2 separate regions of the Mus musculus genome follow, and region 2 is linked to region 1. Evidence: chromatin loops called from intact Hi-C (ENCODE). Cell type or tissue: gastrocnemius. All regions are shown on one strand. Links, peaks and the distances in the headings refer to the core of each region. The heading gives the core; the rest is flanking DNA.

Evidence for each region. Hi-C counts contacts between places; a loop is a spot of excess contacts. Peaks named below come from ENCODE experiments on the same cell type or tissue, not always from the same donor. Only the 100,000 strongest peaks of a DNase experiment are listed, where the experiment ranks them.
Region 2: it touches region 1 in a loop (1.8-fold over the local background); 7 of 42 quality-filtered maps call a loop at or near these places.

What each region holds. Positions count from the first base shown.
Region 1 is chr12:110,574,324-110,579,694 of GRCm38, forward strand. It overlaps Ppp2r5c (protein phosphatase 2, regulatory subunit B', gamma), which reads left to right. Exons shown (of 16, transcript NM_001373949.1): 15 at 422-538. Among named protein-coding and RNA genes, the nearest start is that of B930059L03Rik, 14 kb to the right of the region's middle. In gastrocnemius, for the core only: no CTCF peak of the experiment used is centred there; no DNase peak of the experiment used is centred there.
Region 2 is chr12:110,476,622-110,481,992 of GRCm38, forward strand. The region is part of intron 3 of Ppp2r5c (protein phosphatase 2, regulatory subunit B', gamma); the gene reads left to right. Gm19605 (predicted gene, 19605) reads right to left here. Exons shown (of 6, transcript NR_168658.1): 3 at 1-380. Among named protein-coding and RNA genes, the nearest start is that of Gm19605, 6.3 kb to the right of the region's middle. In gastrocnemius, for the core only: no CTCF peak of the experiment used is centred there; a DNase peak (open chromatin) is centred at 2,838; H3K4me3 peaks cover 900 bases; H3K27ac peaks cover 1,574 bases.

The DNA.
Region 1 (5,371 bases), core at 145-5,144:
CTGGGGACATGGAATGAAGGGAAGAATTTGTGGGCAGCTACCCCAAGGTGGATGTGAAGGAGGGTGACAGCTTCTGCTATGGACAGTCCCCCTTGAGTGTTTTGGCCCAGAGATACAAAGGGCTATAAGCTGGCTATCTAGAGATGAACTCAAGAGGACGTAGAAGTGATCATGGGGCCGGCTAGCAGAGGGTCAGTCCCACAGTCCAGACTGCAGGAGGGTGAGTCCCTTTCTAGCAGCCTACAGGCAGCAGCCCACGGGCTTCATCAGCGGGCAAGCAGGCAAGCGTGTCTCCCACTACGTGGCTTTTTGTAGAAGAGGGACTCAGAGAAGTTCAGTGGGCCAGCAGCCCATGCAGGATGAGGGCCCTGAGTGCAGACCCAGCTCCTAACGGACAGTGACTCCATACTTTGCATTGCAGTATGCAGTGTATAGTCAAGCCAGCGCCGTGAGCATTCCGGTCGCAATGGAGACAGATGGGCCTCAGTTTGAAGATGTGCAGATGCTGAAAAAGACAGTGAGCGACGAGGCTCGTCAGGTAAAAGGTGCATTGAGCACAGCAGGGCAAAGCCCGCTACAGATGTGCTTGACGGGTCCGTCACGTTCCGCTGAGCCATCGGATTGCTAGGAAAGTTCTTAGCAATTAAGTGTGTGCCCGAAGTTTGTTGCTTTACTTATCTTAGCAACAGAAACCCAACTCCTAGCTGTTGTACGTTAGCTTGAGCAAGAGCAAAGCTTTGCAATAGCATCTCACCCTTCACTTTCCCCTTGCAGCCCTCTCGCTCCTGCTGTGATCCACAGACGCTTTCCCTTAGTTCTTCATAGCAGGTGCTATGCCCCGTACCTCCCAGGATACCCAAGGTGGGAAGTTTGGCTTCCTTCAGGGCCCAGGGGCCCAATGGCAGGCCAGGGCTGTGCCAGCAACAGTTCCAATAACACTGCACTCAGTGCAACGGTTGAGAGCATTTATAACCAGAGATCTCTTTCTACCAAATTGAGAAAATACACAGGAAGGTTTAAAGACGGTGATCCGCTGAGCTCCTTGGTGTCCCTCTGGGCATGCTCCCTGTTCCGAGCACGTGTAAGCAACGCCCTGAATGGACCTGGAGATGATGGCCATTCTGACTCGTAGCCTTTAGCCCCCTTTGACCAATGCCAGAGTCCCTAGACATTAGTACTCAGATTCTAGGATGTGGACGGGGATCCCTTATTGCTGCCTTCTGCCCGTGGCGTCCTGTGGAGCTCAGTTAAACACACAGAAGGATTCTCTAATCTATTTGTTTGAATCAGATAACCCATCACCTGACTAAAACAGGACGGAGCATTACCAAGAGCGGGCACTCTAGCCAGCTGAGCCTCCCCCCAGCCACACCTGCAGAATGTCTGCAGAACCAGAACCTTCTGAACTGGGCTGTGGTCCCAGTATAGCACACAGAAGCACTCCAAGGCCTGGAATGAAGAGAGGCTGCATCTCTTCGTAATTGCTGCCGACAGTGCTCTGGACGGCCGTGTCTCGTGTGTAAATAACATAAGCAGGGATGATGGTGGCTGTTTCTTTTCCCCATTGCAGCATGGTTGTCTGATTTGGAGTCCTAGACTGCCTGTCAGAGTGCAGAGCAAGGAAGGCCCAGCCCCTGAACTTGCCATGTTCATCCTCAGGCCCTCCGTTTAAATGGAATGTTGTTTAAATGGATAAATGAGTGCACTAGAAGTGCAATGGAGAAGCTCAGTGGCCACCTACTAACCTACTGACCTACTGACCTACTGACTTACTGTCAGCAATTAGTTGAACTCCACACTTTGCTCCTAATGTTTTTTTCTTTGCAATGACTCGAGCTCATCTGGGCGTGGCTACTCAGGCCTGTAATCCCAGAGCTCCAGAAGCCGCAGCAGGAGAATTGTGAGCTGATGGCCATTCTGGGCCACACAGTGAGACCCTCCTGGAAAAAAGTAAGGAAGAAAGAGGCAGCCAGTGGGAGAGAGGGATAGACAAGAAGGGAAACCCATGTGTTTTCCTGTGTTCTAACCAGGCAGTTTTCCTCCACGATTTCTTTGTGACTTTAACAGGAATTAAGGTCATCTTTTTTTATTCCCCCCTCCCCCGCATTCCTTGACTGAGGGGAAGCCTCCTACCTGCGAATTTGTGACCTTTTACTCAATTTTAAGACACTCGGGCCATAGAAAATTTAGAAGTTGAAGACTTGTGAGGCATTTACCACACACTGAGTATTTGAAGGTTCAAAGGAATTTTTCCTTTGCTGCATCCTTCAGCTTTGGTCACTACTCGCCATAACTTTCGCCCTGTGCTTTACAAGGTCAGCAATTGGAACAAGAACACAAACCAAAGTCACCTTACACCTTTAAAATGCTTCAAAAAGCAGGCTTTGGTGTTGGAGGGCTCTGGAGCCAAGGGGCCTCCCAGCTGTTGTTCACCCACCGTGGGCGACAGGTCCCTTTCTAAGCAGCCTTGGCAGGGTTGCCATGAGAGGCTCCCATGACACATCTGCTCTCTGTCTGTGTGACTCTCGAGATGACATCAGCTGGTTAAAGTTTCTGTAATTGACATTACTAAGTTGTCAGCCGTGCACCTTGAGAGCTCTGTGGCTGGAGCCTGTATGGAGGCAGGAGATGCCTGGCACTGGGAAGTCAGTTCTTCCCAGAGTAACTTATCCATTAGAATCCAGCAGGCTTTTTCTCCCTTAAAGTGGCAAGCCTGGGATATAGCTCAGTTGCTAGAGTGCTTGCCTAGTGTGCGGGAAGACCTGACTATCCCAGCCCAGCATAAGCCCTGCGTGCTGATGCCCTCCTGAAGCCTCAGTGCTGATTTCAGGTGAAGGCAGGAAAACCAAGACGTCAAGGTCATCTCTGCCTATATAGCAAGTTCAGAGGTCACCCCGGGCTCAAAAACCAAGCGATTCTGAAGTTCTATGGAGTGGAGACAGAGCAGGAGGTCCTAAGTTTAAAACCAGCTAGACTACCTAGTAACGATTAGCCTGTTTTTGAAAAAGAAGAAGAAACTAAAATACCTGTCTGAAAAGAAAAGAAGAAGAAGAGGGGGAAACAGAAATGAGTTGCTGAGGAAACACAGAGGACCTAGAATAATTGAAACATCTGAAAAAGATAACACTGCTCAGTGTCCAGTGCCTGTGGGTTAAACCACTGAGCCAGTGCGCAGCTGAGTCTCACTGTCTAGATGGAGGTGTTTCTGAGCTGTAGGCTCATAGGTAATGTCTGAAGTGATAAACTCCTCTTTGCTTGAGAACATTTGGAATTGGGCTCCTGATATTCTTGGTTGTATGACAGCAGAACATACCAAGCCCCAGATGCGGTGGCCCAGGCCTGTGGTCCTGGCATTCTGGAAGCTGAGGCAGGATTGTGCACGTGTAAGGCTAGCCCAGTCTACCCAGCAAGACCCCAGCTCGAAAAGCAAATAAAGCTATAGCTAAAAAACTACGGTCTGGGCTTTGGCGGCGTGAACACTTTCTGTGGCCCTCAGACAGGACAGGACAGGTCAGGACAGATTGGGAGGTCCTGCTGGGACCTGGGGACAAGAGACTAATGCCAAGAAAGGATCTGGGTTGATGCAGCGGGGGAGGGGTAGAGAGATTCAGTAGCATATTTGCCCGTTAGAACCACTGTTTGGATTCCGTTTGTGGAACTTGTGTAACCCTGTATGGAATACCCTCCCCACCCCACCCCCAAAAAGTGTGTGAGTCCCCTGTGACTGACGGTGATAACAGAGCCGTTTGAAACGTTTACACTTTTCATTTTTAACAGTTGGTCGGGAGAAAAGCCATGACAGCCACGCAAGTCAGGAAGGTGTAGAGACGGACTGGGCAGCTCAGGTACTCCTTGGAGAATGCATAGAGTATGCTTACGGCTTTGTATCTACAAAGCGTGCTGGGGTCCCATGGCGAACATGAAGTATTTTCCCTCGTCTCCATGATATCACAGCGTGTGATGGGCAAGACAGCTAAAGTAGTGTTGATCGGTTCAGCCTCCAATTAAGTTCTAAAGTTTGAACTCAGTGCCTTTTCAAGTGAAGGAGGCACGAGCCATTGTGCACCAGACCTTGTCCCCTGTAGGACCTCTGGCACTGGCTGTTTGCACCAGAGCGCCTAGGCTCCTGTGTCTCACACAGCGCTGGCTCAGCCAGCGCTCCCCTGCTCCCTCGCCCACCCACCCCTGCCCACATGCTGCCAGCACAGCCTCTCCCTAAGTCTTACTCATCCTAGACCACCATCTGCATGATGTCTCACTCGTCCTGCCTCCTGTCTCCTTCGTTGCTCCTCTGTGCTTTCTCTTCTCGCTGCCTCCTGCATCTGTCTGCATCTCGCTGCATCTGTCTGCAGGGCTAAGCAGAGAGGCCCCTCATGTGTGTCCAGAATCTCCCATCAGTTCACTTTCCACAGTTTGCCTTCACTGGTCGCAGCTCCAAGGACTTGCCTATAGCCCCTCGGTTAAGGGGTCTTCTTTCTGACACGGCGGTGTCATAGGTCATTATACATTTTGTGTGTTTTAAAACGTTGGTTTGCACCATGACGGACATAAAAATTCAGGGTAGAATTTTACCTGAGTTTCTAATGGGTTCAAGACAAAGCACTTTGAGGGTGCCAGCTGTGGTGGTGCACACCCCAAATCTCAGCACTTGGTAGGCTGAGGCAAGGGGGTGACGAATGTGAAACTACCATGGCCTTCAGTGAATGCACTCTTACAGGTGTGGTGAGCAGTGGCCGCCCGTATGGGGACTGTGAGGTCTGCCATCTCCCACTGGTCTAGGCAGGAAAATGGAAAAGCTTGCCTTTGCCACGTTGACTTTCCAGGTTCCAGTGACAGCTCTGGAAACAGTCCTGGTGTGGTACACTAAGCCCACTGCTGCTGTTCATGATTACAGGCAGACAGACCCACAGACCAAAACTCTGAAACACAGGCTTCCGTGTGTGGCTCGGCAGGTGCTTGAGTTTCCACAAAGCATGCGTAAACCAGACATCTGCACACAGAGCAGCCGTTCACACGGGTTTCTTCTGTGTCACATGATGGGTTTCGAACCATGGGGTTTCTCTAGGTTACACCACAAAGGTTTACTCTGTTGGTTGGAGACGCTGAGTGGAAAGGAAAACCATTGGGGTTAAGCAGTGTAGGTCTGAAAGCCCCGCTGGCCACCAGTGAATGTCTCGTGGCGCATTGCCTGTGGACAGCTAAGGTGTTTTGGTGTTTCCGAGTGCTGGTTCTAGCACGGCAGCCTTCCTGAGAGATGAGTGGGTGCTCAGCCCAGACACCCCTTCCTGGCCACATTCTTTACAGATGTAGTTAGTTAAATCCCCAGGTGTGCTGCCTGGTGTTCATAACCCAGCACCTGGGGGGCTAAGGC
Region 2 (5,371 bases), core at 137-5,136, 98 kb before region 1:
CTCCTTGCCAGTCTCGGCACTGCTGACCGCTCTGTTCAGGGTCCTTGTGCCTCCCAGGCGTCACAGGCCGACTCATCTGTGAGCTTATCTGTAACATTTGTTGTCGCTGTTCGTGTCTTGGAACCGCTCCTTACATGACTTCAGAGGGAAGCGTCTGACCCATAGCAGATTGTGTCCACATAACTCCCAGATTAGTGATGTCCCCCTTGTGTGGGAGATGCCTGTCCCTCTGTGCTTGTTCATTGCTGGGTCATATAAAAGCCTCAGTCATTTGAGGTGTGAAGGGTGCTTTGTAATTTAACCTCAGAGGTTGATTATAGTCTCAGGCCTGCTCAGTGAAACATTAGTCCAAGTCATTCCCTTCACTTGGTGTTTGGGGTCTGGAAGATAAAAGTGCCAAATGTTAAATGAAACACAACTTTTTTGTTTGTTTGTTTGTTTTTTAAAGAAACTTATGAAAGTAGAAAATTAATTACGACTTATTTCTTGAGTCTGTTTTCTGTGTTGGGTATGGTGGTGCACACTTGTAGTCCCAGAAGTCTGGAGGGAGAGGCAGGCAGATCTCTATGAGTTTGATTGAGGATAGCCTGAGCTACATAGTGAGACCGTATCTCAAAACAGTAACAACAACAACAACAACAACAACAACAACAAAAACAAAAAACCAAAACCTGGCAAAGCCAGGAGGAGGCCAGTGTGGGCCCTGTCATGAGCCAGAAGCCCTGCAGGCAGGTCGCTGAGTATGGGGTCTCTCTCCTTCCTTGACCTGACTGGCAGGATCCCTCAGTCTGGCTTTTCTGAAGGGGTAATTCCTGCCCTCATCCGTGGAAGCGCTGTGGTCCACCTTCCTTCACAGACTTTACATCCGGCCATCATTAAAAGTTTGCAGCAGACACGTGGCCAAGGAGCGAACCCCGAGTTCCCAAGGCTCCTCTGCCCAGGCTTTTATCTCCTCCCTTCTGATTACCTGTGTGTCCTGTGAGCTGGTGCCAGGCCACAGTGAATTCTTAACTACCATGGGTGACCACAGGTGACCCCTGGCCGACACCATAAGTAATAGCCAGCATTTTGTCAGACAGCTGGACCTGCAGCCAGGCCCTCCCCGTAAAACCTGAACAGCATCTCACAACTCACGTGGTGAGCATGCGTGTGCGTGCGTGCGTGCTTGTGTGCGTGCATGAGTGCGTGCGTGTGTGTATGTACATTATTCCTTGGACATTCACCCTCTGTCCTCTCCTTCCACCTTAAGACCTGGTTCCCAGACAACCTGCTCTCCCCTGTGGTATCCCATGGCCCATCGCTCCTGCTGCCCAGTGTCTCCTGAACTTCCCTGGCTCAGACCTTACTTTACCTCCTCTTAGAGCTGTGGTAAGATGTACACTGTGAGCTCAGCATGTGACCTACACACCACAGGTGTGCCTTCAGCAGCCTACGGGGTCCCGACCTGACCCTCCTGACAGGCCCGTGCATACTGACGTCTCCCCACACTGAATCCCCCTCGCAGAAGCTTTGCCCTGCAGCAGCCCCCAGGCCTCCTGAGCTCTGCTGTCTCTGGGTTTGATGACTAGGGGTCTCCTCCTGCATTGTCCTCCATCTGGTTCCGTTTGCTTCAGCAGGAGGCCCTCAAGGCTCTCCAGCACATGACTCCTTTCTGAGGCTCAGTGATGTCGAATTGCTTATGCTGACACCTCCTTACTCGACAGCTGCGGAGAAAGTGCTCAAACGTGTTACCCCTTACCTCATGCCGGCCATCGCCCCGCTGTCTGTGAGGGCGGGCGGGCCTGTGTCTGTTCTAGATCCAGGAAACACTTGTTGCATTTGCTGGAGGAGGGAAGAGCACTGCAGCTCTGGCCTGTCCACCCCTGTCCTCTCAGGGACTGCTGTGACTGCTGTGGTGCCACCTCTCAGGATACCCAGGGTGCCCAAGATGCCCAGGCATAGGCTCTCTCATGGCTCCCTTCTCCTTGCTCTGCCTCGGGGCTCTTGAAAAGGAGATCAGCAGCTGAGGGTGGAAGCAGACCGTATAAAACAGCTGGTGTGGAAACTCTGAGACGCTTGAATCCTTTCTATAGAGTTCATGGGTTTCCTGTCTTCTCAGAACAAAAAAAGATGTGAGCACCTGCTCTGGTCTGAAAGGCATCCCAGCCCAGCTGCGAGGATTTAAAGTGGGCCCGGGTCTGCGTGCAGGAGCTGGAGTAGGCAAGCTTTGTTAGGTAAGCTTTGTGAGGTAAGCTCTGGTGGCTCTGCTCAGTCACTGGAGACTTGCTCGAATCAACAGGGCCACCCGAGCCTGTCCCTTTGTCCTTGATGCTGGCAACGGACTTTTCCTGGCAGCCTTTGAGCAGAGCTGCGTACTAGGGAGCTTTGATCTGTCTAAGGAAAGTCTATTTTGAACTACAAGTGAAGGCAGAGGTTTTAGGTTAGACTTCTTCCCCAACAGGACCCATAACAGCTACACTCACACAGGTGCCAACACTGGCCAGCCTGATGCCACACACTGCCACTGCAGTACCACAGACTTGCCAGTAAATGCCAGATTGCGGTGGATGAGAAAGGAAAACCAAAGAAAACCTTTGGCTCAATTTAGAAATCAAGATTTGAAGGTTTTGTTCAGAACTACTTTGTAAAATTAAAATCAGTGGGATGTATTTACAGGCAGGTGTTTTGTTTTGTTTGTTTGTTTGTTTTTAGTAGACAACAAAACAGCGACAGAAGAGCAGAGGATGCAGGCTGAGTTCTGGTCTCTTCCGCAGTTGGAAGCGGCCAGAGCCTTCATGGGCCGCTCCAGCTCCCCTGGCACTTGTCCTGTAGGAGGCCTGTCCGTACCAGCCCTGGATAGTGTAGCCATAGCAACTGAGAATCAGTGTAGACAGTTGTAGCACTGGGCGGGTGATGGCTAAGGCACAGGCCACGGCCTCGCCTGCGGTATGGGAGTCTTCTTCACAACCGCGGGTGGTGCTCTGACTGCCGGGATGCAGCAGCATGTCCTCCCTCTTAGTCTTGCACTGCCAGGAAGAGATGTGAGAGTAGTCAAGGCACTCTGACCAGATGGGGGGCTGCCGAGTGCTCAACCTGTTCTTGCCATACACTAACAGAGCACCCTCCAGGCACTATACACTGTCTGAGGGCTCGCCTGCGGGAGGGGGGGGAGCCACGCCCCCAGAGTGGTCAAGCCCAGTGGCCACTCCAGGGTTAGTCTCCACATAGGTTCTATAAGTGGCTCTGCTGTGTCCCCAATCATCACGTGGGGACCTTCCGGTATTCAGTTGGTGGACAGAGGCGTGTTCTGAGGCGAGCAATGGCTGCACCTGCCTTCTGCTGACCTTGTTTGGACTGGGCTTAGTGGCATCCTGCCTGGGTCCTGCACTTTGGTTTGAACTCAGCAAGGGGATCACTATGGCGTATCGGAACTTCTAATAGCATTCTGCTAACCGATGGATCAGTGTCTTGTTCAGCCATCATCAGGGAAGCTTCCTCCTGCAGCAGACAGGCGTGGCTGCAGAGACCTACAGTCATACGTGGCACACACAGGATCACACAGGCATGCTGCTTCATTCCCAGCCAAAGAAGGAAGCTTCGTGGGCCATTGACGGCTCCCTCTTTCCAGTGCCCTCCCCCCTCCCCCTTCAGCTCCGGAGCAAACGACTTTAGCAATGCTGACAATAGTGAGAGCGCTAAAGAGTGGCCAGTGCATCCGTGCCACCCTCAGTGGCCTCCTAGACACTGAGAAGTTGTGTCACCTTTTCCGCTCATATTTCTAATTTTTACACGTGTATGGCTGTATAAACTTCACAACCTTTCTCAGTTCCTTTGACATTAAATTAGTTTACAGTGTCTTAGAATCATAAATAACAGGTCATATTCTCAACGAATAAATTTCTTAGGAATTTCTTATTAAGGAGTTGAGAAACTCCTCACTAAAAACTCTAAGACACCCAGAACAGAGATAGAAGACAGTGCTGAAGAGAGGAGGGTGTCTTAGTTAGGGTTTTATTTCGGAGACACCTCGACCACAGCAACTCTTATAAAGGAAAACATTTCATTGGGGCTGCCTTACAGTTTCAGAGGTTTAGTTCATTATCAATATGTCGGGAAGCATGGTGGCATGCAGGCAGACATGGCGCTGCTGGAGCCAAGAGTTCTGTGTCTTGGCCCGAAGACAGCCAAAGGAAACTGAAATTTCACACTGGGTGGAGCTTGAACATAGGAAATCTCAAAGCTCACTTCAACAGTAATGCACTTCCTCTAGGCCACACCTACTCCAGCAAGGCCACACCCACTCCAACAAGGCCACACCTACTTCAACAGGACCACACCTACTCCAACAAGGCCACACCTCCTAACAGCGCCACTCCCTATGGGACTAGCATTCAAATTCATGAGTCTATGGGAGTCAAACCACCAGAGGAGCAGCCAATGCTCTTGGATTGGAAGCCTAGGGTTGTTAAGGGATCAGTGCCAGCCTAGGGACCTACAGATGCAGGCAGTCCTACCAAGAGGTGAATGGTTTCATCTAGAAACAGAAAAAGTCATCGTAAAATCCACTGGGAAGACCAAGACATTCCAAATCTTGAAAAAGGAAAGGGCTGGCACCTTACGCATCTTGATTTTAAAGCAACAAAGTTACAGTAAACAGGATGACTGTGGGTTTCCATAACAACACCCAAGGCTAAACCAGCATAGAGAGCCAGGAGTAAAGCCAGCTCAGAGCGGGAAAGTACTGGAAACTGGAAGTCCACAAACATAATTACCTCAGAAGGCGTCAAAATCCTAAGTGCTGTCAACCAAAAGTATAAAAAGTCTTTGAAGGAATTGGCAGTGGGGAGTTCATGGTATTAGATTCCAGTGAATTTTTGGACACGTTGTTAAATATTGTAGATAATAAAAGACAAACTAGGTAAACTGTGCTATGTCACCCTTAAAACCTCAGTGTGTGTGAGGGTGCACAGTCGTCAGAATGGGCAGCCTACAGAGGAGAGGGAAATATTTGCAAATGACAAGCCTGATAACAGATTGATATCTTGACCATATGAACTCCTACACATGCACAACAGCGAAACAACTTCATTTAAATATATAGAAGACTCAAGTGGACATTTCTCAGAATATACACTAATGACCCATAGGCCCAAGCATACAGGCTCAGCATCACTAATCATTAATGATGCAAATGAAAACTACCTCGAGATTACACGCAAACCAGTGTTGCTGACGGAAGAGGACGGGGACTTGTGTGCTGTTGGTAGGAACAGCAGATGGTACAAGAACTTTAACAACCATATGGAGGTACCTCACAGAGTTTAGAGTGGATTTACTCCATTCCACGTCAGGGCACCCATCTGAAAGATTCTAGACCACTGAGGTGCACACG